Linked DNA regions of Homo sapiens: region 2 is linked to region 1. A link is a loop called in an ENCODE intact Hi-C map of the cell type or tissue named here. Cell type or tissue: chondrocyte. All regions are shown on one strand. Each heading gives the region's core, and the rest is flanking DNA. Links, peaks and the distances in the headings are about the cores only. Region 1 holds the start of LOC107984711 (a long non-coding RNA gene). Region 2 holds the start of MIR7843 (microRNA 7843).

Region 1 (15,222 bases), core at 4,453-12,452:
CAGAAGGTTCAAAAGCAAAGAGTAGGCATGTTTAAAGAGGACAGTATCCTTAAACAGTTTTGGAGAAGTTTGGCAGTTCTGGGGCAATTTCATAGTGCTGTACATGGCAGAAGTATGAGCTCTGGAATCTACCAGCCTGAGTCCACTATTTACCAGCTGGGTTACCTTGGGCATATTTACTTGCCAGGATTAAATGAGGTAATACATGTCAAGTGTCTGACACACAGCAAGCTTTCAATCCATGTTATTATTTCTTACAGAGATAATTAATTCTTTCCTTACGGCATATGGAATGTAGGGAATCCAAAAAACAAGGCACAACAGAAAGTGAAATTAGCCATCACATTTAGTTTTCTAAACTCATTAATCCAAGAAAAATGAGCAAATGGACAACTTGGATTAGAATAAAATAATAAATAAGAATGATGTTTCAATGAGGGGTCACATAACTATATAACCCTAAAAAAGGCTTCTTGCTGATTGTGATACCAAAACACTTTTTAAATTTTTTTTTTTTTTCTGAGACGGAGTTTCACTCTTGTTGCCCAGGCTGGAGTGCAGTGGTGTGATCTCAGCTCACTGCAACCTCCACCTCCCGGGTTCAAGCGATTCTCCTGCCTCAGCCTCCCGAGTAGCTGGGATTACAGGTGCCCACCACCACGTCCAGCTAATTTTTTGTATTTTTAGTAGAGACAGGGTTTCACCACGTTGGCCAGGCTGGCCAGGCTGGTCTCGAACTTCTGAATTCAGGTGATCCACCCATCTCAGCCTCCCAAAGCCCTGGAGTTTTTTGTCGTTGTTGTTATTGTTTTCAGACAGGGTCTTGCTCTGTTGCTCAGGCTGGAGTGCAGTGGTGCAAACACAGCTCAACATAACTCACTGCAGCCTCAAACTCTTGGGGTCAAGTGATCCTCCCACTTCAACCTCCCAAGTAGCTGAGACCACAGGACAAACCACCATACTCAGTTCATTTTTTAATTTTTTGTAGAGACCAGGTAACACTATGTTGCCCAGACTGATCTCAAACTCCTGGACTCATATGATCCTCCCACCTCAGCCTCCAAAAGTTCTGGGATCACAGGCATGAACTACCGCACCCATAGCCTAAAATCCCATTTCTAAAGCTCCATAGCTATTCATATATTTGAATACACTTCATTGTATTCTATCCCTTTTATCTTGATTTAGCTAGTTAGGCAGCTTAATTTGGAGAGCAGAGTGGCCCCAGAATAATCACCTCCACATCTCACCTGGAGAATGTTGAGCTTCACTGTCCAATATAGGAGCCATGGGCCACAGGTGACTACTGAGCACTTGAAATGTGGCTACTCCCAATTGAGATGCGCTGTAAGTATAAAACAATGCACCTGATTTCAAAGACTTAGGACAAATAGAAGGTAAAATATCTCATTATAATTTTTACATTGATCATTTGTTGAAATGATATTTTGGATTTACTGGATTAAAGAAAATATGTTATGAAGACTAATTTCACCTATTTCTTTTTACTTTTTTTTAATGTGGCCACTAGGAAATTTTAAATTGTACATGTGGATGGCATTGTATTTTTATTGTACAGTGTTGCACTGTACAATAAAATGAAGAGATCTGCCTTTTTGCACTGTACAATAAAAACATATAAGAAGTGTGTGTCACCAGGGAAAGAAGTGTGGGGACCATTCTCAACCATATTAACTCACCCTTGATGTCAGTGAGTGAAACTCCCTGGCCCAGCTCAAGTATTTGTTGAATGCCATCCGTTTGAAGGAACACTGGGCACAACCAAGGACCCAAGAACCTAAGCCAAAAGGACATCCATCTCTCTTTTTCTTAATTATTTATTTTATTTTTTGAGGCTGGAGTACAGTGATCCGATCTCGGCTTACCACAACCTTTGCCTCCCGGGTTCAAGCGATTCTCCTGTCTCAGCCTCCCAAGTAGCTGGGATTACAGGCACCTGCCACCACGCCCAGCTAATTTTTGTATTTTTAGTAGAGACAGGGTTTCACCATGTTGGCCAGGCTGGTGTCGAACTGCTGACCTCAGGTGATCCACCCACCTCGGCCTCCCAAAGTGCTGGGATTACAGGCATGAGCCACCACACCCAGCCCCCATCCCTCTTTACTCCTAAAAAGTTTGAGGGCTGTTTCAGCAGACAACACAAAGCTATAAGAAACCCATCCAGAAGCAGGAAAGAATGGCATTTCCGTAGCAAGTGCCAACCTTTCCAGCTGACTTTTTAAAGGCACATGTAAACATGAGAGAGAAGTAAGAGAAGGAGACACAGGCCTTCCAAACAGCCAAAGAGTTCATTTGAAAGAGGAAGTGTGCCACAAAAGCCATCCAAAACAAATGCAGTTCCTAATGGACTTCAAGAGCTGAAGGGGTTTTAAGTCCCATGGGGATTAAAAACAAGAACAAGCTCACCCTCAATCCCTCCGTCCATCCACAGAGCAACCAGCCATGGCCTCAGCGACTGGTTGGCTGTGCTGGTTCCCTGAGATCCAGAACCAGCTCTGATATGTTCCTCCAGGCACTGAGCTGAAGAGGAAGAGGAATCCTTTGGAAGAAAAGGGAGCATCAAAACTGCGATCTAATTTTCTCTGTTCCTGGGGGAATGTTGGGAGAGGAGTTTTTAGGCCCTTCACAGTATCTCAGTGTGTACAAACACACACACACAATCAATTTCTCAGGATGCGAGATGCTCCTGGGGTAGTCCTTTGAAACCTCATAATTCAGGGCAGAGTCAAATAGAATCAATGTTTACTGCTGCTCACTAACTTAGTTCATTCATTCATTCATTCATTCAGTCACTGGAGGCTTTCTCTAAGGGAGGCATTGCGCTAGGCACAGGTGGCAAAATAAAAATAAACCAGATGTGGAAACAATTCTCAAAAAGCAATTTCCATCCATCTGGAGACAGAATAAAGACAGTAGGCCCAACCCTGTGAGCAAGTAGAGCAATTACTTGATGTGACTTAAAAGGAAGCAGCAGCCTGCCCAGCCAGTCTTCTTTTCCTGGCCTGGTGCCCGTAATCCAAAGGGTTCATCCTTGAGTGTTTGTTGAATGCATTCACTCCTTTGGGTTTTCAAGGTTTCAAGGTATTGAGATTTTCACAGATTTGTACAAAACAAAGGAGAAGAAGGAGAAGTGATACATATCAAAGAACGTCAGTGGAGGGAGGGGGTAGTTCTTGAGCATTTCTAACGCTGGTCGAGGGAAAGACTTCAAGGAGAAGGTCATATTTAAATTGGGCCTTGCTTGGGGAGCTCTTAGAAATAAGCCAAGGGGTGAAAGGCCTTCTACACCAAAACCATAACCTAGCAACAGCTAATTCATATAGCAAATATTTGTAGATTATCTACTGCTGGGCCTTGGAGTACAGAAAGACCTAAGAAAACCCCCATAACCCCACTTTAAAGGGATCATATTTGAGAGATGGGGTGGGAGGAGAAGGCAGTTACAAGGCAGAAACAGGAAGCCACGGAGCTCAGGGCACTGTGGGGCTGGATGAAGAGCACCTGCCAGAACACAGAAGGTCAGGATCGTCTTCCTAGAAGAGCTGATGCCTGAGCTAAGTCCCGGATGACCTGGAGGAGGAAAGGGTGTCCCTACAGAGATGGCAGCACCTTCAGGGAAGTGGGAGAGGGCACTGTGATTTCAAGAGATCCCTCTGGTAGGAAGGTAATTTATGCAGAGGGATGAGTGAGACAGAGAAAGCAGAAGCAAGGAGCGGGTGTTATTGCTAAAAAATGTGTTTCATCTGGGAGGCCATCAGGCAACACCAAAAGATTTTAAGCTAGGAGTGAAAATGAAGACATCTGCCTTTTTTTACAAGTTCATTCCAGCAGCAGCATGACCATGGATTGAAAGCTGAGCTGCAGGCCTGGGAACCTGTTAAGGGGCTGTGGCAGCCCAGGATGAGGTATACAGGGCAGAATCAGTGGCTTCTAAGGAAGTAGAATCGGCAGGACTTGGTGACTGGCATGCTGTGGGTTTGAGGGACACAGGAGGGGCCCTGGATGATGCACCTGGGAATGGACATTGGTCAGCTTGGTCTTGACTGGAGAAACACACAGTCAAGGCCAAGGCCTGAGGGCTGGAGGCCAATGAAGCACTGAGATTTTCTGTCATGGAGCAGGGGTTTGCCTTACTAGAAAACCTTAATCCTCCATCCCCAACACTTCCCTAATGTTGGTATAAATCTATCCCCTGGGGCAATGGTGGGTAACCTAGGCTGAGAGGCTGTGAGAGGCTGAGATTGTCTTAATATCCCCCTCCACGCAACAGTGCCAGCTTTCCTTCCTCTAAGGACTTCACCTTCAGTGGGAGCCTCTTCCAAATTCCCTTCTTCTAATCCCCATCCTTTCCTTTACGACATGCTCTGAATTGATTTAAAGGAGTTTCCCTCCTGGGTGGTTGCATTTTAAGAGGGAATTCTAGGACACCTCAAAACCTACACAAGGAAGGGATTAAGACTTCATAAGATACACAGTACACACACACTCTCTCTCTCTCACACACACACACACACACACGTGCATAAGTAGTGGCTTGATTAGAACCTCAGACACCAGGAAAGCCAGCAGATGGAATATTTTTACACAGGAGGTTTCTCCACTCAAATCACACAGAGTAATCACAGTCTACTCTAAAGACCAGCCCCAGCCCCCTTCTCCCTCACTAACACCAGACCATCTCAAGTGGGCCTCGGGTCTTCTTCCTGATAAAGCCACTGGTTGCAGAGCTCTCATGGGGTCTATTTATTTAAGATGGCTAACTCTCCTCTCTCTCTTCCACCCTCCTCTACCTGCCAAGTCCACATTTTCCAAGTCCTCCTTCAGCCCACCCACATGGACACCATATCTGAAATCCTGGTAGTTCTTCTGTCCTAAGTCAAAGCAACTGGCAAGGCCTCCTGCAGACAGGGACAGAATGGAACAGGAGAAAAACACTGTCCCTTATTACCACCATGGGGAGTGACCAAGACATGCATGAACAAAATTCCTTAAAACTATACATACATGTGAAGAAAGAAAATTCACCCCTTGGCCATTTCTTGGTTAGAGAAGCTTTTTTTCATCTGCAAAGGTGGATGCCTCAAAGGCCCCCAAAGAGGGCTTTCTACAGGGTGTTGCTTTAAGTGTGGTGACACTCCCAGGCACCTGTTTCCCTCACTCACAACATTTACATGACCTCAGGCTTCTACTCTGTCATTAGTCAGGAATCATCCAGGAGAAGTCTACAAGCCAAGCACAGGAGGGCATATTAAGTCTTGTTGTCCTGCAGATATTTACACCACCATATAAAAATAGGTGACCGCAGCAGGAGAGATGGATGGAAGCCACGGAACCTAAAATGTCCCCCACTCTGGCAAAGAGGGAGACAGAGGCCTGCTGAAATAAAGCAGGTGTTTTCTGTTCTCAGACAGCCTCGGGCAATGAACTCTGGCCTGTATAGTTGCAAAAGGACCTCAACTCCATGTTTATGCTACTCCAGAGGAAAAGAGAAGAAGGTGAGCAAATGTTCCTAAAGCCCACAGAGGGCCCTGTGCATTTTAAATGCATCTAAGCCAACAGGGCAGCCAGGCTGAGGACAACTTCTCCAATGCAGCAATGGGTTCTGGGACAGAGGCACAGCCCAGAGAACCCCGAAGTAAATAAAGATAGAGGAAATGGAGCAGGGAAAATCAGCGAGGTGGGACTGCTGAGAGAAGGGAAAAAATGGAAGTAATTGGTTCTGGTAAGGGGAAAGGCGAAAAATCCAATAAAATGGGACTATTAAAGACCTAAGCAGCAAAGGAAATTTATTTTCTGTACCTGGAATCCCAAAGTCATCAGATGCTCTTTGTTCTCACCAATCAAAGGATAACACGACTTATTGTGTCCATGTACAACAGACACATATTTGTATTGTCACCATATTGTAATAGTTGTAACTCAATGACAATTCTGAAAGTGAGGGCTATTTTCTAGACACAAGTGGGCTCATTAACAGCGACTCTGAAAGCCACCATGTTTCTAGAAAGGCTTTTGATAAAGCTGATGGTAAACATTTTAATCGTAGCCATTCAGTAGCTTAAATCTAACACTTATTTGGATTAAATATATCTCAAGTTAGGCACTTGCTGCTTTGGGTTTTTGCACAGTTTTATGAATAGCTCTATTAAAATACTTGTATTTTAGTACATCTCATTTTCTGTTTTCCTATCCCACAAGGTGTAGAGGCCAGATAGGACACCTTAAATCTCCAGAGTCTGGCCCAAGGCCTAGCAGATGGTTAATAATTGGTAGTTGCAAGAATAAGTAAAAGCACAAATTACTAAATCTAGTGATATAAATCCCTCCCCATTAAAAAAAAAAAAAAAAAAAAAAAAAAGCTAGGCCCAGCCAGGTGGCTCACACCTATAATCCCAACGGTTTGGGAGACCAAGACAGGGAGGATGGCTTGAGGCCAGGAGTTCAAAACCAGCCTGAGCAACATAGTGAGACTCTCTCTCTATTTACAAAAAAAAAAAAAATCTACTCCATACCTACTAGGTGGCTAAAATCAAAAAGTCAAAAATAACAATTGTTATTAAGAACAGAGAAATGGAGAAATCAGAACCCTAATATGCTGATGGTGTAATTGTAAAATGGTCCAGCTGTTTTGGGAAGCAGTCCAGCAGTTCCACAAATGACTAAACATAGAGTTACCATGTGACCCAGCTATTCCACTCCTAGGTATATCTCCAAGAGAAATGAAAACATATGTCCACAAAGAAACAGGACATGAATGTTTATGGCAGCATTATTCACAATATCCAAAAGGTGGAAGCAACCCAAATGTCCATCAGCAGACAAATAGATAAGCCAAAGGTGGTGTATCCATACAAGAGAACATTATTTCGCCGTAAAAAAAAATAAAAGTACTGTTACATGCTACAATACAACATGGATGAATCATGAAAACATAGTGCTAAGTGAAAGAAGCCAGTCACAAAAGACTGCACACTCTATGATTCAATTCTCATGAAATTCCAGAATATGGAAATCCACAGGGCCAGGAAGGAGATTAGTGGTTACTCAGGGCTGGAGACGGCAAGTGTGTGGGAATAGGAGGGGGACAGCTGAACGATATGGGGTTTCTTCTCGAGGTGATGAAAATGTTCTCAAATTGACTGTGGTGATGGCTGCACATATCTCTGGATATACTAAACACTATTGAACTGTGTACTTTGTTTGTTTGTTTGTTTTTAGAGACAGTATCTCACTATGTTGCCCAGGCTGGACTCCTGGGCTAAAGGATCCTCCCACCTCAAGTGACCACAGCAGGAGAGATGGATAGAAGCCATGGAACCAGCTTTGTACACTATAATGCCCAGCTTTGTACACTATAAGTGGGTAAATTTTATGGTATATGAATTATATCTCAATTAAGCTATTTTTAAAAATTCTCTACTCATAATAAATACCAGAAATTTCTGTGGCTATTTTCTCCTTTAGAACTGTGTTAAACAGGTAGAAAATGGAGACTATTAGAAGAGATTCAATTTTCAATTTGGTGCTTCTATATTTATATGAAGCCTGAAGGCTGAGGTGGGAGGATTGCCTAAGTCCAGAGGTCAAGGCTGCAGTGAGCCATGATTACACCACTGTACTCCAGCCTGAGCTACAAAGCAAGACAGAAAAAAAAAAAAAAATCTTGTATATTAGCTACTCTGGAGTGACTCCTCAAATGAAGTCTCACAATGCGGGCTGAACTGAGAACCTGTTTTACTTAATGACCAAAGCTACTCCTACCTCAAATTTGGGTTTCTTTTAAGTTCTGAGATATAGTGCGGGTAGGAGGGACAATTCCATCTGAATTGAGGTCCTTTTTCAGTTTTATAATGTCTTTAGCTAGTTTTGATCATGAATTATGAATTTTGGATAAACTTTCATGTGACAAAACCAAGGAACAAAAACAAGGAATATGACTGGAAGCACTGATGACAATATCAAATAGTATAAAAGTCTAAGGAAGGAGGGTGGTAGTGGAGAAAGAGAAATCCAAAAACCCTAGAACTGAATCCCAGCTTGACTACTTCCAAGGTACACAACCTCTGGCAGGTGACTTGACCATGAACCTCAGTGTACTCATCTGTAAAATGGGGCTATTCATACCAGCTTCTGCATGTGATACTGTAAGTGACATAAAGAAGAGTAACTGACACACAGTCAACACTTGAGAAATACTTCTCCCTTCTTCCCAGATAGAAAATGCAAAATTGAGAACTCGTTGATGCTGAACAGGAACAAAGAAGGGAAAGAACAGATGACAAGGAATGGTGGAGTTAGAGGGAGTCTGAGTTAACAGAATGAGACCAAACAAATTCATTGTAGCCAGATAGTCCTGGACCAAAATGGGAGATAAGGCTTGCCTGTGTTCAAGGAAAAGGGGCATTAGACAAAACAGAGAGCAAAATGAGAACCGGACTGGTCTGTCTGTAAGCCTTTTGAGGTTTAGAAAGGAGCCAGTCCTTTCGAGAGCTTCATGCTGAGATATTCTGGAATTAGATAGGGATGTGGTGGATGACAGCAGGATGGGATTAAATGCAACAACCAGGATATGCAATTACTAACAAGTTACTCACTGTTCTCAGGGATAGTCCAAAAGCCTGGGTTTTAGGAAAGCAAGCCTTAATGGAAACAAACCAACGTCTAGTCCACATTAGAGTGTCTCCTTCTTTGATGCCCCATTGGGAGGAGGATGAAGTTGTGCAACTGTTTTTTGCTGAAGAGTAAAACAAGTTTTCAAACAGTGCCCTAAATCCCAGTGCCCAAATTTGTTACTGGCAATTGGGCGCCCTCTAGTGTCAGTGAGCAGGGATGCCACCCTTTGAAAGTCATAAAGTTGGGAAATCCTGTTGGGTTCCAGCTCTAGAAGGAACTGCCAAACAGCAATATTTACATGGGTACCTGGAAGGCAGGAAAAGGTTGAAGGAGCACCACTATGACACAAACGAGTTCTTCTGTCAAGAAGTTCTGGAACATAGTAAGTATTCATGAGATGTTTGTTGAAAGTGAATGACAATTAGGTCCATGACAGACAGTCCTGCATTAATGCCCCATCAGGATATTGACATGTAAAGAATACACCACCTGTCAAACCGATGCAGCAATGAAAAACTTGACTGCTCAGATCTTAGGATACTTTTTTTTTTTTTTTTTTTTTTGAGACAGAATCTCACTCAGTCACCCAGGCTGGAGTGCAGTGGTGCGATCTCAGCTCACTGCAACCTCCGCCTCCCGGGTTCAAGTGTTTCTCCTATCTCAGGCTTCCGAGTAGCTGGGACTAGAGGGGGGCCATCACGCCTGTCTAATTTTTGTATTTTTAGTAGAGACAGGGTTTCGCCATTTGCCCAGACTGCTCTCCAACTCCTGGCCTCATGTGATCCGCCCGCCTCAGCCTCCCAAACTGCTGGGATTACAGGTGTGAGCCACCATGCCCAGCCAGATCTTAGGATACTTTCTGAGTGATATAGTTGAGTAAGAACCATGGCTAGATCACTTAGCTGAAATTAAAGAAATTACTCCACTGGATCAACCAAAATATACATGTTGTAACAAAAGTAAATCCTCTTGGCCAGGTGCAATGGCTCACGTCTGTAATCTTGGCACTTTGGGAGGCCAAGGCAGGCGCATCACCTGAGGTCAGGAGTTCGAGACCATCCTGGCCAACATGGCGAAACCCTGTCTATACTAAAAATACAAAAATTAGCCGGGTGTGGTGGCACATGCCCGTAGTCCCAGCTACTCAGGAGACTGAGGTGGGAGAATGGCTTGAACCTGGAAGGCAGAGGTTGCAGTGAGTGGAGATTGCACCACTGCACTCCAGCTTGGATGACAGAGTGAGACTGTGTCTCAAAAAAAAATAATGAATTAATTAAGTCCTCTTTATAATTCCTCTTTTCCTTGCTGAGCTTTGGTGAGTCCATCTGCAAATTCAAGGGGAGCAGAGACTTTCCTCTAAGAAAAGATGACCTGTGATCCTGCATACCATTAGAGCAGTAAAACATGTTCAAGTTATTTCTCACCTATGCTGAGTCAGATGGGGGGAAAAAGATGCCCACTTCCATAGCCAGAGCTGTTTTTGCATCAGATCTGTTATTCATTGAGAGCAGAAGAAAAAATTAACCTCACACACTTACCTCAAATTGTTTGCCCATCTAGTTCGTTTGTTGCCAGAAACTTAGATTCAGTAGACTCAACAGCACATGAAGCAAGAATTCCCGAACTATTCCAGTTTTGCCCAGAAGGAATGCAAGGCATGAGAAGAAAAAAATTAAAAAAAAAAAAAAAACAGCCTTAGTATGCACTGATCCAGTTTGCTCATAGTGCCCCGATTGCTGGGGTAGCCAGCAATGCTTTGGAACCTGCCTTCTCCCTGCTGCAAGAACTTGGAGAGACATTCCCTGTGCAACCCCTGTGCAAATATAAGACATGCACCATGCCACTTTCATTTTGTTTCTTTTATTTTTTCATCTTTTTTTCTTTTTGTTGCTTACACCTGTAACAAAACTGCAACCCACACTACTTTCTTTGCTCATGAAACCTACAACACCTTCTGCTTCTTCCTTTGTGAATGCCATGTTGTACCTGTAGCCTATATCTATGTCCCCTGAATGGTCAAGTACCTGAACTTGAACATCCAGCAGAATGGCCTCAAATGTTATTTTACAGATTAGCCCTGCCCTGCCTTGTGGAAAAGCCCCAGAGGCCACACCTACCCATGGCTGATGTTTCAAATGACTATTCATTTGTCCCGGAAGTCACAGACAGATTTATGCCTCAGACACTCTGCAAAGAGGTACCCAGAGCACAGACTGAAAACTCAAATAATTATTCCCAATCTTCTTTCTGGGATCAGGAGAATAAATGGAGAGCAGATGCCTTAAATGCATCAAGAGCACATGGTGCTGCTGGAAAAGGGGTGCAAATCTGTCCCCCACACAAAGCCCTTTAGGAAAGGATGTCCAAGCACTCTGGAACTTACTCTACATTTCTAAAAGCGGGGTGAATCCCAAGGGGCTGGGCCAAGCCTGGGGGCGCTTTTGCATGCAGACCAGCCACTAGAGCAGGACCTGGTCTCCCAAGAGAGTCAGGGTCTCGCTGTCTTGCCCAGGCTGGTCTTGAAATCCTGCTGTCAGAGGCGTGTGAACCAGAGCAACTCCATATTAAATAGGAGCTGGGTAAAATGAGGCTGAAACCTACTGGGCTGCATTCTCAGTAAGCTAAGGTATTCTAAGTCACAGGATGAGATAGGAAGTCAGCATAAAATACAGGTCATAAAGAACTTGCTGATAAAACAGGCTGCAGTAAAGGAGTCGGCCAAAACCAAAATGGTGATAAGAGTGACCTCTGGTCGTCCTCACTGCTACACTCCCACCAGCGCCATGACAGTGTACAAATGCCACGGCAACGTCAGGAAGTTACCCTATATGGTCTAAAAAGGGGAGGCATGAATAATCAACCCCTTGTTTAGCATATCATCAAGAAATAACCATAAAAATGGGCAACCAGCAGCCCTCAGGGCTGCTCTGTCTATGGAGTAGCCATTCTTTTATTCTTTTACTTTCTTAATAAACTTGCTTTCACTTTGCAAAAAAAAAAAAAAAAATTCTAAACGTGAGGCAGGTAGGCGAGCATTAGGAGTAGAAAGTCAGGCTCCCAGCTGGCTACCATATTTAACTGGTTTCTATTTTAAGTAAGGACTATAAGGAAAGAGGTGGGAGACAGGGCAGAGCCCCGCATGTGCTCTGCAGGAGCATTACTCACCAGGTCATTACTCACCAGGGCGCTTTTAAAATCTGGGAGCCCTGCAGGGGGTTTCCTTTGCAGGCTCACAGCTAATGTAGAAGAATGAGGGCTTCTCTTCTCCTGCCTTCTTTTCAGGGCTCCTAACCTTCCAACGCCCAGAGTGCTCTCCCAGTGGGTGGGTCAAAATAGCTTACCCAGAACTCCAGGAGGAAGAGAGGAGGAGATGCAGAGTTGGTAATGGCACTCCAACATTCTGATGGCAGAACTGAAGAGGTTAAATAGGTGGTGGGACATCGTAACATGAAACAATAGTTCAAATCCAATAGCAAAACCTCTTAATTCATCCTCATAACATGATATCATAAAAGGCCCTTTTATTAGTTCTTAGAAAAAGATATTCTTGGCCAGTCGTGGTGGCACACATCTGTAATCCCAGCACTTTGGGAGGCCGAGGCAGGATAATCACTTGAACTCAGAAGTATGAGACCATCCTGGATAACATGGCGAAACTGTGTCTCCACAAAAAACACAAAAATTAGCCAGGTGTGGTGGTGTGCACCTGTAATCCCAGCTATTCAGCAGGCTGAGGCAGGAGGATCACTTGAGCCCAGGAGGTCAAGGCTGCAGTGAGCTATGATTGTGACATGCACTCCAGCCTGGGCAACACAGTGAGAACTCATCTCAAAAAAAAAGAAAGAAATGAAAAAGAAAAAGGCATTCCTGATGGAACCTGCTAGACATCCATGGAGCTAAACTTTCTATTTGTGCTATCCCAAATAGAAAATCCATAGTGCCTGATTTTATTGTAAAACACATTTATTTAAAGAAATCAAAAGTTTTTTCCACATCCTATTAAATCCCTAAATCTCATTATAAGTTGACTATAAGTAACCATTGATTGAATTTTGCCATCAAATAGAATTTAGTGCCCTCAAGTTCACAGCATTGGGTGAAGTATTATACACAAAGTAATTCAGACAATATCTCAGAATCTTAAACTATATCAATACCCTATATTACATTATAAACCATTTCCAAAAAACTTTTTGTAAAGTGCTTCCTGTTCAAGCAGACAGCTGAGCCCAACCAATGAGAAAGGATTCATCATAATAATAAGAGTCACATTGAATACTGCTTCCCAAGTGCAGACACTGTTCTAAATTGCTTTATCCAAATGAGCCTGTGTAAGCCTCTCAACAGCTCCTTAGACATACTCTCAGGATCCTCATTTTACTGGCAGGAAATAAAAGGATGACTGTAGAAGCAAACTTAGAGTAACTAACAGCCTCCACTTAAAACTAGGTCAACAAGTTTGCCAATCTCTAAACTCCAGTCCAAATAACTTTTTTTTTCCACGTCAGACGGGTAATATGCCAACATCATAACAAGCTCACACATGCGCGTGAAAACCCAATCATCACGCTTATGAACTACAAAAGGATTCAAATAGCTCTTCTTTCAAGTTCAAAACACAAAAATGAATTTTACTCTCAAATCTAAAATTTGCAACACCAGGTTTGTCATATCACACAAAGCTATTTTCATTAGCTATCTGAAAAGCAGGGAAGAAACCTTTTTCTCAGTCGAATAAAACCACACATACCTTTGAAGCAGCAGGCAACCGTCAGTGCCCCTACTGTTGGAGAAGCCTCTACTCCTTTTATTTGATTTTTTTTTTTTTTTTTTTGAGACAGAGGGTCTCACTCTGTCACCCAGGCTGCAGACTCATTCTCCCAGGCTCAAGTGATCCACCCACTTCAGTCTCCCACGTAGCTGGGATGCACCACCACACCTGTCTAATTTTGTTCATTTTTTTGTAGAGACAAAGTCTCACTATGTTGCCCAGGCTGGTCTCAAACTCCCGGACTCAAGGGATCCTCCCACCTCAGCCTCCCAACTTGCTGGTATTACAGGCGTGAGCCACCCCTCCCAGCTCCTCTTTTTCCTTGATACTGTTCTTTTTCCTCTCTTGGCCTTTCTGCCGCTTTGACATTCCCCTCTGGGGAAGGTGGGGAATTTCAAAACCAGTTTACCATGGTGCATCTCCCGCAAGGAAAAAAACAAATACCAAAATATCAAACTTCTACTAAAAGTTTTTAAAAGTTTACCTAAGGCCAAGCACGATGGCTCATGCCTGTAATCCCAACACTTTGGGAAGTCGAGGTGGGCGGGTCACTTGAGGTCAGGAGTTCGAGACCAACCTGGCCAACATGATAAACCCCATCTCTACTAAAAATGCAAAAATTAGCCCGGCGTGGTGGCTCATGCTTGTAATCCCAGCTACTAGGGAGGCTGAGGCAGGAGAATTGCTTGAGCCTGGGAGGCGGACGCTGCAGTGAGCCGAGATTGCACCACTGCACTCCAGCCTGGGTGACAGGGTGAGACTCTGTCTCAAAAAAACAAACAAACAAAAAAAGTAAGTTTACCTAAAGCAGCAAATGATTCTGCTTACACAGTAAAGCCATCAAAGAGATGGGCAGTGGCAAATGTATGTGTGACTTTAAACCTTTTCCCAACTGCCCCATAATCCACAATGGAGGTAATACTTCAGAGCAATAGGCGTTCCCTTTGTTCATGCTCTTTCATCCCTTTCTCCAGCTGAGCCCCCTCAAGCCAATGATAAATAAGAATGTATACATTACCGAGGCCTATTGGTATTAGGAGTTTGAGGTTTATTTGGTTTCTGTTTTCATTTTATTTTCAATGTGAAAATAATTTCATCTTTTTCCTGGACATAAAAACAATGCACATCTATTATGAAGAATTGGAACAATATGGCTGGGTGCGGTGGCTCACACCTGTAATTCCAGCACTTTGGGAGGCTGAGGTGGGCGGATTGCCTGAGGTCAGGAGTTCCAGACCAGCCTGGCCAACATGGCAAAACCCCATCTCTACTAAAAATATAAAAAATTAGCCGGGTGTGGTGCCATGCGCCTATAGTCCCAGCTACTTCGGAGGCTGAGGCACGAGAATACTTGAACCCAGGAGGAGGAGCTTGTGGTGAGCCAAAATAGCGCCACTGCACTCCAGCCTGGGTGACAGACTGAGACTCTGTCTCAAAAAAAAAAAAAAAAAATTGGAACAATACATAAAGATACAATCATGAAAATGAAAGTCTCTTAAAATCTCACCATCCTAACCAGTAAAAATGAGGTAGACTTCTTGCAGTGCATTTATATACACACACATGCACACACACACACACACACACGCCACAGTTTTACATGGATAGGATCATATCATACTTGCTGTTTTTATTACGAACAACTGTTCTCTTTTCCTCTCCTCCTCCAACATTAACAAGAACATAGGGTGTGTCCATATATATTTTCCTTTGTAACCATACACACACCAGTATACATTTTCATATACACTGACACATGCAGGGAGGTTTTCTGTTCTTTTTTTACAATGATGGAATCACATTACACTCATTCTGCA
Region 2 (15,222 bases), core at 2,437-10,436, 390 kb before region 1:
TTTTCTTTAAAGATGTCTTAATAATGTTTCAATATTGTATTACTTTAAAAACTCAGAGCATGTGCTGCGGGCAAAGGACTGCCCCTCCAAAGTTAATGTGCAACATCCATGCACTTATTTGAAGTTGAGACCATCGGTCCCATACGTCAATCAAGTGATATTTATGCTACACCTGTGCTGTATCAAGCCCTGTGAGAGTCTGCTGAGAGATGCAAGTCAAGATGTGTGATCTTTGCCTGTAACGACCTTGTAGGTCCTTGAGGAAAAAACACAAGAAATGATTAAATCATTGAATGTCTATAAATGAGTGTAAACTCTAAGAACCATTTCGAAAGCATTTAAAGGAGAAGAATCAAAGCTGAAGTAGTTAAATCATAAGCTGGACTTTGAAGAATACACAGGATAATAGTAGACGAAGAAGCAGGAGAGAGAATATTCCAAGCTGGAGGACCAAATGAGGAAAGAGGTGGCCGTGGGACTCTCCCACTCCATAAGGTCCTGAGAGGACACGTAGATGCCGACTAGCTGTATGGAGCGTGCTGTTCTAGGCATCCACGTGTCTGTTATAAACCAGACAAGGTTGAGTATCTTATTTTGGGTTATTATACAAGAGCCTTTCCTTGTGCTGAAGCATGATTCCAAACACATCTCAGAGCTTCATTTCAATGCCTAATGAAGCATTTGTAACAGAAGGCTTGACTTCTAATACTCTTCACTAGGGTGGTGCTCAGACTAGCCTCCCTGTATAGGAAGGAAGGCTCTCTGTGGCCAGCTTGATGGACCCAGGTGGCCTCTCTGTGTAGCCAGCTCAGTCCCAGTTTCCACCCCCTCCATGGTCCCTATGAGCCACCCCTGGGAGTCCTTCTCATCTTCCCTTCTTACCTGTTCCCCTTGGGTCTCCAAGATGGAGCGGTATAGAGGCCCCCTTTACCTAACTACCTCTAAGCCCGTAAGTAGCCTCAGGACCCTCTGCTGCCTGCACTCTTGCAGAGAGCTTGAAGAATGACCCAGAGTTTGGTCATTGTGAGGGTCCCAGGAGCATCCACTGGCTCAGCTGCCACCTTGCCTGGTCAGAGCATTCATTCTAGAAAGTCCCGAGTGTAGCCAGAACCACATATCAGTTCAGACTAGTTTCACAAATTATGCATCACACTTAAAGCCCAGAGTGCACCAAGGAGTGTGTCCCTGGCAGGTGTTCAGTGCTTCTTCCTGCCATCACCTCCTGCGCCTCTGCCAGCTCCTTTCCCCATGCCAGGAGGGCTACATTTAATCTTGGGTGAAAGCATGCATGTGAGCATGTGTTCATGTGCCAGAGCCTAAGCCACACCCCCAGAATGCAGAAATCCAGACTTCAGAGGGTCACCCCTGCTCCATGACAGGAAAGGAAATAGAATAGCAGGGAGGAAAAGGATAGCCAAGAGCCTCTAAAATCCTCTCTGGATGCCCAAATTCCATTTTTATGATATTCAGCATAACTGGATACATGGTGGGTGAGAGAGAAGCTCAGTCGTAAATCACATAACTGTAGGACTCTTCAGTCACCCATCACAGGGCAGCCTTTTCCCCGTTCCATTGCGTTCATCCCTTCAGCTGCAGATATCATCTTAGCACCAACCGTGGCACAGGGCTGGCGGATTTAGAGCTGACTGAGTAAATATCAGGGTGGCCAGGCATGGCTATACAGATGCACCTCCACTGTGGCTCATGCCATGGAGGCCCCTGGGAGTTGTGCAATATGGCACAACTTGAGGATCCTGCCAACCTGTCATGTTGGCCGTGCTGGAGTCGTCCCTTCTCCGCAGGATTGGTGAGGGGCCCAGGCCACTGGCATTGGAGCATGGCAGGAAAAAGCCTGACCAGAACTCACCTGGGTAAATTACAAAGTGCTTCTCCACTTCCTCTGTCCTCCTGTGCTCCCTCTCATCTCTCCAGTGAAAGGGCTGCTTAGATCATAACATTCTTGCACAACCCACGGGGTGCCAGTTAAGTAGCCAAGTGGCTGAATTTCTATCAGAGCTTCAGAATGCGGAATGGAGGAGCCCCAAAGTGTCACCCTGGATCCTTTAAGGAACAATTTCTATGATGATGTAATAGAAGTTGACATCCCCTTTGATCAGTGTCTTCTGGGTGGGTCTGTGAGATGAGGGTGGGGGCATCATCTCTGTGGACTGGGTGGGGTATGACCAGCAGCGCATTTTGCTGAAGCTGTGAGCTCTCTGTGGCAGGGTCTACCTCTTTTTCTCCTTTTCTGACCCACCTGAGCTGGGTGCAGGCTCCCTTTGCACCGAGTGGACCCACAGACAGCTGTTTGTTGAGTGCCTTGGGAATGCTCATGGCTTCTGTCCACAAGGCAGGGGCCTCACAGCTCTGATGCAGGGAGCTCCGCTCAGTTTCTTGGCCTCATCCTTCTTCCTGCTTTGTGCATTTTCCCAGAATAATGACAGTCACTCCTTCCCATCTTTGCTCCCTCTCCCACATCTCCCCTACACAAATCTTTGTCCTCCCTGGCTTGACACCCTCTGCTGCACAGCAGAGAATGAGTTAAAAATCAAAACCCACAGCAAAGAGTGTCCCCCGTACATTTTTTGTGAGCTGTAACATCTCCTGAGAGAAGGTAGTTGTTCTTCTAACCTGCAGATTGATGATCCGAGTTCCACACAGTGTCGGCTGAAGGGAGAAGCAATTAAAAGAGAACACAGTGGGGCACCAGGTTCATCTCGAGAGCTCTTGTCTCTGGCAGTTGCCCTGAGTCCAAGGAAGACCTCAGAAGGTTCACTAGGCCCAGCAGGATCCACCACTTACCAAACCCATGATTAATAGGAACAGAGGTGACTCCCACGACACCACAACCATCTGCAGTGTTTCAGTCACTGCCCAGTGAACAGAACTCAGCTTCAGTGGTGCTGGGGGTGGTTACTAACGTAGGCACCCCGGAATTTTAGCCCCACCGGGAACTAAACCAAGTTTAAGCTCTGCTGCCTACGTCTCTGGTTGACCAGCAGAGGGCATAGAAACACTTTCTTCTCTCCTGGAGTTTGCTTTTTCTCTGGGAGCGAACCAAAAGCTGTATTTTCTAACCCATGAAAATTCTAGTTTATGAAAAGATATGTAAACTGGTGACTGAGGGCCTGCCCAGACCTCCTGGTAGGATGGAGAATGATCAAGGGCCAAATGGTTTGTCTTACCCAGCCAGCCTTGAGAAAATCCTCTTCCTTGAAAGCCTCTAGGGAGAAAGGAGGCTCCCACTGGGGCAGCCCCTGGATGGTCCTCCAGCCCTGTTCTCCACTGCTTCGCCCCAGTGGTATCTGAGCCCAGGCTGCCTCGCTCCAAAAGCTAGTTTCCCCGCCAGCATTTCTAAGTCATGAACACGGATCAAATGCCCGCACAGGGGCTGCCTCCCTACTGCAGCTATGACAATTGGCAGAGACCAGGGGCAGGTCAGGACAGGTGGTCTCCCAGATATTAGTCCTTGTGGCCTGCCAGTCACAACGGCCCTTCTGCTGCAAGCCATGGAGGCTCAGTGCAGGATGGATGGATTTGATGCAGCTGCTGGCATTTCACTCCCTGCCGCTGCCCTTGGGGAGGAGCGGTACCTGCAGGTTTTTTATAAGAGCAGAAGCTTCCAAAGCTTCAAGGGGCTTCCCATGGGCAGCAGATGTGCAGAGAGGAGCTGCTGTGGCTCTCTGCAGCGGGGAATGTGGCCTGGGCTCTGAGTTCCCAGCTCAGGCCTGTGGGGCTCGAAGATGGCCAACACTAACCAAAGCCTGTTCTGAATTTCAAATTGACACAAAGGTTCCTCAAAACCAGTGATGGTAAACACATACGGGATGTCAGGATGCTGCTGTGACAGCAGTTTTGCTGTTGCCTGAGAGAGACAAGGCAGGTCAACTCCAAGGCAGACAGAAGGCCAGGGAGAGTCCCCAGTGTGTGCAGGGAGAGAAAACTGCTGTCTAGGGAATGTTACCCCATACCTTCCCCCTCTCCCTTCTTGCCCTTTCCCCCTCCTTCCCTCCCTTTCTCTCCCCTCCCCTTCCTCTTCCTCCAGCATGCCTGTTGTTTTCACTTGTACTTAAAAAAATTCTTGGTTTTATGTGACAAAGAAAACCTTTTTATTTTTACATAAAAGTTTATTAAATTTGATTCCGCGGCCTGGTGCAATGGCTCACGCCTGTCATCCCAGCACTTTGGGAGGCCAAGGCGGGCGGATCACTTGAGGCCAGGAGTTCAAGACCAGCCTGGCCAACATGGTGAAACCCCATCTCTGCTAAAAATGCAAAAATTAGCTGAGCATGGTGACATGCCCCTGTAATTCCAGCTACTCAGGAGGCTGAGGCAGGAGAATAGCTTGAACCTGAGAGGCGGAGGTTGCAGTGAGCCGAGATGTAGCCACTGCACTCCAGTTTGGGTGACAGATCATGACCCTGTCTCAAAAAAATTGATTATGAAATTTGTATTTCCATCAGCTCCGGTCATCTCTATATCCAGCTGAGTGATGTACATTTTCATGTGGCACCCAAATCATCCTGCAAAAAGGACCCTGAGCCCTCAGGAACCGCAGGGAGCCTGCAGAGCTCCCAGGGTCCTCAGGGCCTTCCCACAGGGGCTCAGCAGCTCCTCCTCAGTGCTGACAGAGGTGACAGAAAGTGACCTCCCATGTGGCATTGATTGAGGGGGCAGGAAATCACCCAGGTGTCATCCATTTGTGTGAGAAGTTGCAGGGGCCCAGGGGGCGTGGGAAGACGCTGACCCAGAAGGTTGCTTCCAGCCAGGGATTCAGCCCAGACGGCCTCCCTCTGTGAACCTGGTTCTCCTGTCTGCCTAGCATGGGGCTGAGGAAGCCTCACTGACTTCGTCTCTGGACATTTGACCCCTTCTGGGCCTTGGAAAAGCCAACACTGGCTTCTTCCTATAGAGCCAGGTTCCCCGCATCTTTCACCTACTGGTCAGACATGGCCTTCCAGGCAGAGAAAGCCTTGTAGGTACTCTCACCAGCAGATGGCCATTTTCACTTGGCAAGCCTCCCGGCCACTTCCTTCTTTTCACAGCAGACCTGAGAGAGTGGACAGAGAGCCCTACAGAACCTAGGGCAGGCCTGGGAGATGGAGGAGACCCATGCCCCAGCTCAAGAGTCAAGGGCCCACCTGAACAATGAGGTAGGGGAACAGCTCCTTTCAAGCCCTTCCTTCCCCACCCTCTCTGGACTCTGGATAAAGAAACACGACTGCTTTCCTCTCACCCAGAAGCCAGAAGGACCTGAGCACCCAGGACTTGTGGCTGTCAGAGAGCTGTGGAAGGGCAGGGGACACCAGATGGCAGCAGCAAGAGCTGGGCGGCAGCATCTGCCCAGGCCACCTGCGGAGAGAAGGCTGGAATCCGAGGGATCACACTGGGCCAGCATTGAGCCTGTGGCCACCACACTGACCCCTCCTCAGCTCCCCCTCACAGGACCTGAAAGCATTTCTGAGTTAAGTCTGCATAGGAAGTTTTCCAGAGCCATGCCACATATCCCTCCATCCACTCAGTGCCCATTTTACAGATGAAGAGAGAGGCACCCAGAAAGGTACACCAAGGCAAGATATGGCGTAGACAGGATGAGGGCAGAGCCAGCTTCCTGATCTGATGGAAGTCATGAAGCCTTCTCTGCCTTACGCTTGGCTCTGCAGGGTCGCTGAGAGGTTCCTTTAAGGAGATCATCAGAATCCTAAATGGCAAAAAATGGCAAATCAGGGGAAGAGTTGGAGCCCAGCATTTGGGGACACACACACACACACACAGTCGTCTTGCCTTGCAGAAATTGGGTTGCATTACTCCAGTCTGCCACTGAGTGGCACCTTTGGGCCATGCACTTGGCTCCAAAGACATTTCTCTGAACAGCAACAGAAAAACATGTTTAACCCTAAAAAAAAAAAAAAAAGAAACAAGTACATCTTACTTTGGATGAAATTTGATGACAGATTGAATGCACTGTCTGCACTTTCCACCACGTCATGTTTCAGCTTCGCTTGTCCCTCCCTTTCTGTTGACTAGACTACCTGTGATTCCCGCTGCTCTCGGAACCAGCACAGGACCTACTCTCTTACTCACTGATGGGGGAGCTGGCCTGTCCATGCACAGGGCAAAGGATATGACACCCAGACCTGGATCCTGCTGCAAGGCTGCCTTGGGAACCATCCTTAAGACCCGGTAGCTGTTGTCCAAGCTTTGGCTCTGGCTGCTGCTGCTCTCAGCAGAAAAGAGCTCACTGCTCCCATGCGGATGCTGAGGGATTAAACAGAGGCAAATACGGAAGTGAGCAGATTTTTCTCTCTTGCTCTCAGCAGAAGGAGAACCATTCTGCAGAGAAGTTTTCAACATATGCCTCTTCAGCATTGCTCCAGATGCGTCCGTCTTCACTCTGAAACCCATATATTGAGCACCTACTATTTGCCAAGCACCGTGCTGAGCACTGATGTGAATTGGCTCAGTTTCTCCATCTATAATAGGAATGGCTGGTTCATTCTTACACAGATAGTCTTTATGATTCCAGGACACTGCCTGCTTCTGGGATCTCTCCTCCATTTTGATGCCATCACTTGATCCCAACTAGATTTGACAAAGGGTCTCACACTGTCTGCATGGTGGCATGTATGTAGCACTGGGGTTCTCAACCAGGAATGAGTTCATCTCCCAGGGGACATTGGGCAATGTTTGGAAACATTTTTAGTTGTCATAACTTGGGAAGGGGGGTTGCTATTGGCATCTAGTGGGTAGAGGCCAAGGTTGCTGCTAAACATCCTACATTTCACAGAATAGCCTCAACAACAAAGAATTATCCAGCCTGAAGTGGCAATAGTGCTGAGGTTGAGAAACCTTCATGTAGAAGGAGAGAAATCCCGTTCTGATAACGAGAAGCACATTGATCTTTTAATATGCAATTCTTTTCTGTTCTGCACCATAGGAACACCTTTGATGTTTTCACAATCTCCATGGTCTTTGCAGCTCATGTAGTGGCATCAGGGCAGGCTGAGAGATGCAGCAGAATGGGTTTCATGGGACATCAGCTCTGGGGCCATCTCAGGCAACATCCCGATGCTGAGCCCCCTGGAACTGACTGTGTTTCTGCTCCCACTTCAGGTTCTGGCTGGCTGTCCAAGATCTTAAGAAACAACCCCTACAGGATGTGGCCAAGAGGGTAGAAGAAATCTGGCAAGAGTTTCTGGCTCCAGGGGCTCCAAGTGCAATCAACCTGGATTCTCACAGCTATGAGATAACCAGTCAAAATGTCAAAGATGGAGGGAGATATACATTTGAAGACGCCCAGGTTTGCTTATCTACTCAAGTGGTTGTCATAAGGTGTTCATTTGTCCCCTTCATTGCCTGACCTATTAACACAAGTTCAAGGCATTGTGGGTAGTTAAAATTTCAGATTTGGTTATTTTTAAGTTCATCAGTGGAAACCATTTCAGATAGGCGCACAGCAAAATCCCAGGATCGTTTTCCTAGATGGGTTATGTATTACATAGAAACCAAAATGTGCAGTTATATGCTTTATTTGTTCCAGGAAAGCCTCAAAGTGTTTTACAAAATCTGAAGGCTTGTAATAAGTCAGTGATAGAATCTGGAAACCAGAACACAGCATTGGGGAAGTGGGTGTAGTGAGTTAGCAGGGCCATGAGTCAAACCCACATCTGTCTACCTCTGAAGCCCACACTGATAACCACCTCTCTACACTGCTTCCGCAGTGATCTCCAGCTCTGCAGTGAATATTTTTTAAGCACATCTATATTCCAGGCTCTGCGCTATGTGATAAGATACCACAAAGAACAGGCAAAACCCCTGTTCTCACCGAGGTTGAGTGGGAGACAGACAAGTAAATGGGCAACTTCAACAGTGTGAAAAGTGCCCCAAATGGGTGAACCCTAGGTTAAAGCAAGCCTGCAGGAGGGACTCCCAACCCTGTAGGACACAATTAAGATGCTCACAGATGCTAGTGATGCTGGCTAAAGAAACAGGAACCACCCTAACCAGCAGACTAAATTTTGACGGCTGGGAGGTGCCATTTCTAAAAATAAGCATTGGGTTGGTTTCTTACTTCCTGGCCCCTAATTTCTATTTCCTGTCACCATCCCACACCCAGTGACAGGGCTTAAGATTTTGCTTATCTCCTTGACCCCACTTACTTCTCTCACCTCTGGGGCCCCCAGTAGAGAATTTGGGTGGTTTGCCCCTTGCAGACATTATTATCTGATTTAGGAAACTCAGTGTAGCTGCACCAATGCAAATAATGGCATGAGAACAGTGTCCCTTATCATCCAGAATTACCTTGTCATTTGCTCAGAACTTCAAGATGGAAACACCTACCAACCTCAACACCATAACTATCTACTTCTCTCCCCCTGGTCACGAGCTCCATCAAATGCCTGTGCCAATCACGAAATCATGACTCCTTCATATACCCCTTGCAGCTTCAAAGCAGAATGTTTGAGTCATGAGAGCTCTTTGCTGAGATATTTTTGCTTATGTGTATGTACGTATGCTTTCAAGCACCATATTGACATGGCCAGAGAGGAGAGTGACAGGGGAGTTCCGTGGGGGTTCCCTGCATGAACAAGCTGAAGCTCAAACTCCAATATTTATGAAACACAAGAAGAGGGATACTGGTCAAAACCTTGATGCATCTAGCACAGTATTAACACTCCAAGCATGACATCAGGAGGGATTTATTTTAATTTTTTATTATGAAAACTTTTAACACTTGGAAAAGTGGAAACAGCAAAACAGCAAACATTTATAGACCCTCATCCAGCCTCAAAAATCATCAGTACACGTCTGATCTTGCTTTATCTCTAGCCCCATCTACTTTTTCACCTGCCACCAGGTTACTTTACAACAAATCCAAGATGTTGCATCATTTCATCTGTAAACTTAGATATGTATCTCTAAAAAAAAGATCCTTTTGTTTTAATATTGCCACAATATCCTTTATCTCCCTCCCTTCCTCACATCCCCTTGCAATTTATTTGATGAAGGATTTAGATCCTTTGTCCTGTAAAGAGTTCCAAGCTCTGGATTTTTCTGATTGCAGCCCTGTGGTGCTATTTAGCATGTTCTTCTATCATCTCTCTTTCCTATAAATTCGTTTTATAAGATATTTAATCAGATTTAGGTTTGATTTTTATGGACAAAACCACTTCATGGATTGTGTGGTGCTCTCCTATCAGAAGGCACATGTCTAGCCACCTCTCTTTTTGACCTTTTTGCAGATATTGATGTCTATCGCTTATATCCATTAGTTAATTAGAGGTTACAAAACAACAACGTACTAATTTTATTCTTTCTTCACTTATTAGCTGGAATACTTTCATAAAGAGAAACTTCCCTCCACCACTATGGTATTAACTAGCAGTACAATTCACATAAGAAAAGCAGGATAAATATTTGATTCTCTCCCTTCATTTGCCAGTTTTCAAAATGAGTGGTTTGCTATTATCTTCCTATGGTAAACATTAGGGTCTATTTTGGTTTTACTATCTTTGTAAACTCATGAGTTTAAACATATATGCTATGTTTTAATCCATTTTGCTGATTACTTTTATTGATGCTTGGATTGGGCCATCTCTGGCCAGTTGGCTCTTTCTGACACAGCCCTAAGAGTGATCTTTGACATCATCCAAATAGCAGGGAAGCTAAGATATTCCAGTCTTTGCCCTTACCCAGAATAAGCTGTTTCTCCAAGGATCCCTGATTCCTCTTAGTGAGAAATGGTATTTAGAGACTAAAATCTAGGCACTTAGAGTGTTTCATTGTTCCTGGATTGTTTATCATTTCCAGCCCTTTTCAGTCGACAGAGCTAGGAAATGTGTTGCTGTTTATAATAAAAATACATCCTGAGTTCATACTGATACTTTTAATTCAAATTCTGACCTACAGGGGATTTTATTTAACCGCTTGTTTCTTACACCTGTGCCTCTTTTCTCTATGCTGACAATCCTGACTTTCAAGGGCACTGGATGATAGCATAATTACTCATTTGCTTTATACTACACAGAGCAGTCTCTAAACCACAATGCTAAAAATACAGCAACAGTATGATTATCGCCTGGTTCTTTAATTGTTGCATAGTATTCCGTTGTGTGGAGGCACCATAGTTTAGTCAACCAGTCCTCTCTTCTTGGACATTTATGTTGTCTCTACTTCAAGAAAGTTTTGATGGAAGAAGTGGGGAAGTCAGCCTAACGAAGGTTACATATTGACAAGTATCTCAATATCCAACCTACAGTGCTCTACCATTTTCCAAGTACTTCTAAATACATTCTATCTAATTTCTACAGCAATCTAGACTAGACATGAGGATGTCTTAAGCATCCCCATCTTCTTCATTATCTGCTAGGATTAGTCTCCCATGAATTCAAATAAAACACTCTTCCTAAGCCAATCCCTATTTTCAGACCAATTTCCTATTGCTTCTGAAGTGTATTTCCACCATAAATATACAAAGTGTTCCTTTCTAGCAGAGTGACCTTGGACAAGTTGCTTAAATTCCCTGAGTCTTCCTTTCCTCATCTGTAGAACAGGGATACAATGGAGCCTACACATAGGGGTGGAATGGGGACCAGGTGAAAGGAAGCATGTCAACCACTAACGATGTCTGGCCCACAATAAGACAGAGTAAATACTACCATCTTATTTTTCTAATGTCACTAATATTCTCTTTTTAAGCCGTAGTGTTTAATGTATTTGGTAAAAATTTTTAAATAATTTCACATAACCTTAGCACCCAGAGATAACCCCTATTTTGGTGTATTTTCTTCCTTGATTTATGTGTGTAGCTACGTGTAAGGTCTGCTCAGGCTGCTACCACAAAATAGCACACACTGGGTGGCTTAAACTACAGAAATTTATCACAGTTCTCGAGACTGACAAATCCAAAATTAAGGTGTCAGCAGATTTGGTTGCTGGTGAGGGCTCACTTCCTGGCTTGCAGGTGGCCGCCTTCTTGCTGTGTCCTTATAACTCTGGTCTCTCTTCCTCTTCTTATAAGAACACTAATCCCGTCATAAGGGCCTCTCTCATGACCTCATTTGAACCTAATTACCTCTCAAAAGACCCACCTCCAAGTACCACCACACTGAGGATCAGGGCTTCAACAATATGAAATTTAGGGAGACACAACATTCATTCCACAACAGGGCGATTTTGCAAATAGCGTGATCCTGTAACCTGCCTTTTACCTAAAACAGGGGTCAGTTAAAAAACTATACTTTTCCTAAAAAGAGCCAGATAGTAGACATTGCAGGCTTTGTGAGTCATGTGGTCTATGTCACAACTATTCGATTCTGCATACAAAAGCAGCTACAATGCAACAACATAGCAATGTAAACAACATAAATGAGGACCTATGGCTGTGTTTATTTATGAACAGTGAAATCCAATTTCATATAATTTTTCACAAAATACAATTCTTCTTTTAGTTTTTTTCAGCCACTTAAAAACATAAAAACTGTTCTTCGCTCATGGGATGTAAAGATCTAGATCACAGGTCTGTATCTGTAGATTTGAATCACAGACTGTAGTTTGTGACCCTGTGCTAAATAAAATCTAGCACATGGTCATGAAAATTATTGAAATGCTTCAAGAAATCCAGAAAGCTACAGGATAGAGGATTGGGCATAAAGGATCTTCAGTTTTTGGGGGAGAGTAAGTTAGAGGAGACTTGGTTTTGACGCAGCCATGGCAACACAGCAATCTGAATTGTGAATGTTTCTACATGAGGATTGAGTGTTGCGGAGCAGAGGTCAGCAGGTGCCAAGAGACTCACACTGCCTTACCTTCCTGGACAGCACTGGCTGCCTGCCCCAGCAAAGTAGGTGCAGTTCAGAAGTTCCCAGGTATAAAAAGGAGGTTAAAATCCTCAGCAGCCCATGACCAGCCAGGACTTGCACTCAGATGTCCTCGCTTGCTGGCCAAGATTCTGCTCAGACCACACTGTCCCTGGATTGTTAGTGCTGAGGGCTTGGTGGTCGCACTGAGACCTGGAGAAGTTCTAGTCCCTAGAGAAAGGCCAAGAGTCTGGGAGTTCCTTCTAGAATTATCCATTTAAGTTCTTTAAACTTTCTCTTCTCGGTTTGCCTCTCTGTTAAATGGGGATGTTAACACCTCAGCCCATGGGGCTCAGGGGCTCTGGGTGGCTTCCTCAGCTGGTCATGATGGTTCTCATAAACCCCCTGCAGTGGTCATATGCTTTAATATTAGTGCTCAGTAGCCTGAGAGAAAGTACAGCCAGATTTATGGATTCACTGGAAGCAGGGACTGGGGGTGGGGTGCAGCCTCTCTCCAATGGGTTTTGTTTCTTATTTGACCACACGCATTGTTAGAGCCAAGTTAATTGCCTGTATTTGCTTCCTGTGGAAATATTTCACAAGACACCCTGTTATCGTGGGCCCAGCATTTGTACTTGTGTTTTGCTGATCCGTTTAGCTTTTTTGAAAATTTTGGGCCAAGACCAAATCTTCCATAAAGGTCTGTGGGCTGTGACCATAGTCCTCAGCTGTTTGCTGTGTTGTTCCAATTTCATAGATTTAGCCTTGTGAGGGGAGAAAAATATATAGGCCATGATTATTTTTTTTTAAGGACTCAGTTCTTTATGCTATGGATTTAATTCTCTGTTCCCAACCATGTGGCCTTAAAGGACCTGCATTGTCACCTGCTTGCTATGTGGTCTGAGGCAAGGGCCTTGACCTTTTGTGCCTTAGTTTCCTCATCTGGGTGATGGGGGTGATGTCTTCTTTACAGCCCGCTAAGGATTTCAGAGAAATCAGATGAGCTAATAGCCCTGAAAAATCTTTGAAAAAGTAAAAAGTGCTATATATTTGTAAGTGTGAACTCACAAAAATTAATGACTTTAGTACTCTCTGGGGTTTCGTAATTCTAAGCTGGATCCAAAAGAAATTCTCTCAAAATATCTGCCCTTAGATGGGAAAAAATGCCAGAAAAGGATGTAAGAACTGAATTTTCAGGTCCTGGAATGCATCCTAAGGAATTTGAGCTTCTCATCCTGAAGACAGTAGCAAAGCATTGCAGGCTTTTACCTGGAAGATGGTGAATCCCATGGTGATGGGCATAGTAGGCTGGAGCCAAGAGAGAGTTCTGAACCCTGGGGCATGTCATATAAAGCTCTGCTGGCAGTTGTTGGTGGAGAGAATTAAACCACAGGAAGTATTGAGAACCTTCAGCTTCCTTGTAGGGCATTTGTCTCTTTCCAAAGCCTTCACAGGCTCTAGATGAGATAGAAATCAAATGCCAGCACAGTGGCTGCCTGGCTTCCATTTTAAATCTCAGAGTACCAAGGATGTTCCAAGGACTATCTCCCTGGATCCATTCAATCATTTGTCCATCTGCCCATACACCCATGTCATGAACATCCATTCTCCCATTCAAGTTGGGAAACCTTGACCCGTGCGGCATAATATTCTGTGCAGAGGGAAATAACATGAGAAATAGGAGGCCCAGATGGCTTTTTTTTTGCCATCAGGCAGAGCTTATCTAAAAGCACATCATTTTCAAACAAAACAAACCAGACCTAAGAAAGCACTTCATTGAGATAGGATTGGATTGGAAATCTGTCCTTTAAGTGGACTGATAGTGGAATAGGACAAGCCAGTCCAGCCCCATTGGCTTTGATCCTTGCAGTTTCCCACCTCACCTTCCTACTCGTCCCAGCCCCACTGCTTTCCTGACCTGTGGTACCTGCTAAGATGCCCCACCCTGCCCTGTACCTGGAGTGTCTGGGCCTTCCAGACCTCTGGATTTGAAAGTTATTTCATGGGAGCAGAAATTTGGTCTTCTTTACCTTTTATAAGTTCCTGCATCACAAAGGTAATGCTGAATGCTGAATGTCAGCTAAATGCTGATAATTCATTCCAGAATTATAACATTTTCAGCTGTGCCTATCAAAGAAGCGGGGGACAATTTGTCCCTTAGCTTTCAACTTTGGAGAGACAACCTTGGGGAGTACACCTAGTAGATAGTCAAGAAAAGCAGGTTAAATTAAATTCCTACAATGTGCCGATTCAGCAAAACTTGGAATACCCACTAAGTGTCAGATGTTCTAGGCGCTGTGAATATACAAATGCGTAGGGAGGTTCCTTTCCTTAAGCGGCCCTGGGTCTGACTTACCACAGCTCTGCTTGGCCTTGATGAACTCACAAAAGGATCAAAGAGCATGCTCAAGGCCAGAATGAGGTCTGCGTGATAAAAGAGCTGAGAAAGATACCGTCAAGTCCACATCCGCCATGAGCAGACAAGAAGCCTCTAGCAAAACGTTTATATTATTACCTAAGTGTAGATGTTTAAATGCAACTTGATTAAGGAATGCAAGGTTTCTACCATTTGCTTTGTTTAAAAGCCAAAGCCCAGTAGAGTATGATTTTAGGTTTGCCCAGATTATTCAGAAGTAGAAGTCTTCCCAGCTGTTCATCTTTGCTCCAGTGGTGGAGGTGGCGGCATTGCGTGCCAGTATCACAAGACCACACCAAGTTTCCTGGTATTAATCCTCTATTGGAAGGCATTTCCTGGTAGACTCTCATGCCAGACATATTTTAATAAGGAATTCTGTGACACTGCTTGCTCTGGGGGTTGCTCATTTTATCCTGTAGGTGGTTTTATTTTTGGGAGATGAACAGCAGAGGGAGGGATGCATTTTGCAGAGAATAAATCAGTCATTTGTGATCCAGTTCTGTTTATTACCACACAGACTAGTAGTTCCTGACAGCTACTGAGAGAAGACGTCAAAGAGTTCAATTCCAAAATTTCTTGGTTGCTACATCTAAGCATAGATTCCTTATACCAAACCCCATGACCTCCTTGAGGAGGAAATGAAAATACTTTTCTTCTTTTTTTTTTTTTTGAGAAGGAATCTTGCTCTGTCACCCAGGCTGGTGTGTGGTGGCACAATCTCGGCTCACTGCAAGCTCTGCCTCCTGGGTTCACGCCATTCTCTTGCCTCAGCCTCCTGAGTAGCTGGGACTACAGGTACCTGCCACCACGCCCAGCTAATTTTTTGTTTTTTTTTAGTAGAGTCGGGGTTTCACCATATTAGCCAGGATGGTCTCGATCTCCTGACCTCATGATCTGCCCGCCTTGGCCTCCCAGAGTGCTGGGATTACAGGCATGAGCCACTGCGCCTGGCCAGGAAAACACTTTTCTAAGTTAACATCCCTGGTATTTGGGTAGGTGAAAGACAAT

The links. A loop is a pair of places that touch in the nucleus more often than their neighbours do. Peaks named below come from ENCODE experiments on the same cell type or tissue, not always from the same donor. Only the 100,000 strongest peaks of a DNase experiment are listed, where the experiment ranks them.
Region 2: it touches region 1 in a loop (8-fold over the local background); 110 of 110 quality-filtered maps call a loop at or near these places.

What each region holds. Positions count from the first base shown.
Region 1 is chr14:72,896,301-72,911,522 of GRCh38, forward strand. It overlaps LOC107984711 (a long non-coding RNA gene), which reads right to left and starts at 12,042. Exons shown (of 3, transcript XR_001750998.1): 1 at 11,800-12,042; 2 at 10,173-10,258; 3 at 1,071-1,345. It also overlaps the pseudogene LOC124903429. In chondrocyte, for the core only: a CTCF peak has its summit at 8,829 (motif pointing left); no DNase peak of the experiment used is centred there.
Region 2 is chr14:72,511,238-72,526,459 of GRCh38, forward strand. RGS6 (regulator of G protein signaling 6) reads left to right here. Exons shown (of 18, transcript NM_001204424.2): 15 at 7,114-7,300. It overlaps MIR7843 (microRNA 7843), which reads left to right and starts at 5,583; the gene lies at 5,583-5,661. RefSeq lists enhancers at 2,930-2,999, 3,534-4,034, 7,712-7,781, 8,252-8,401, 8,492-8,581. In chondrocyte, for the core only: CTCF peaks have their summits at 2,982 (motif pointing right), 3,210, 5,826 and 6,040; no DNase peak of the experiment used is centred there.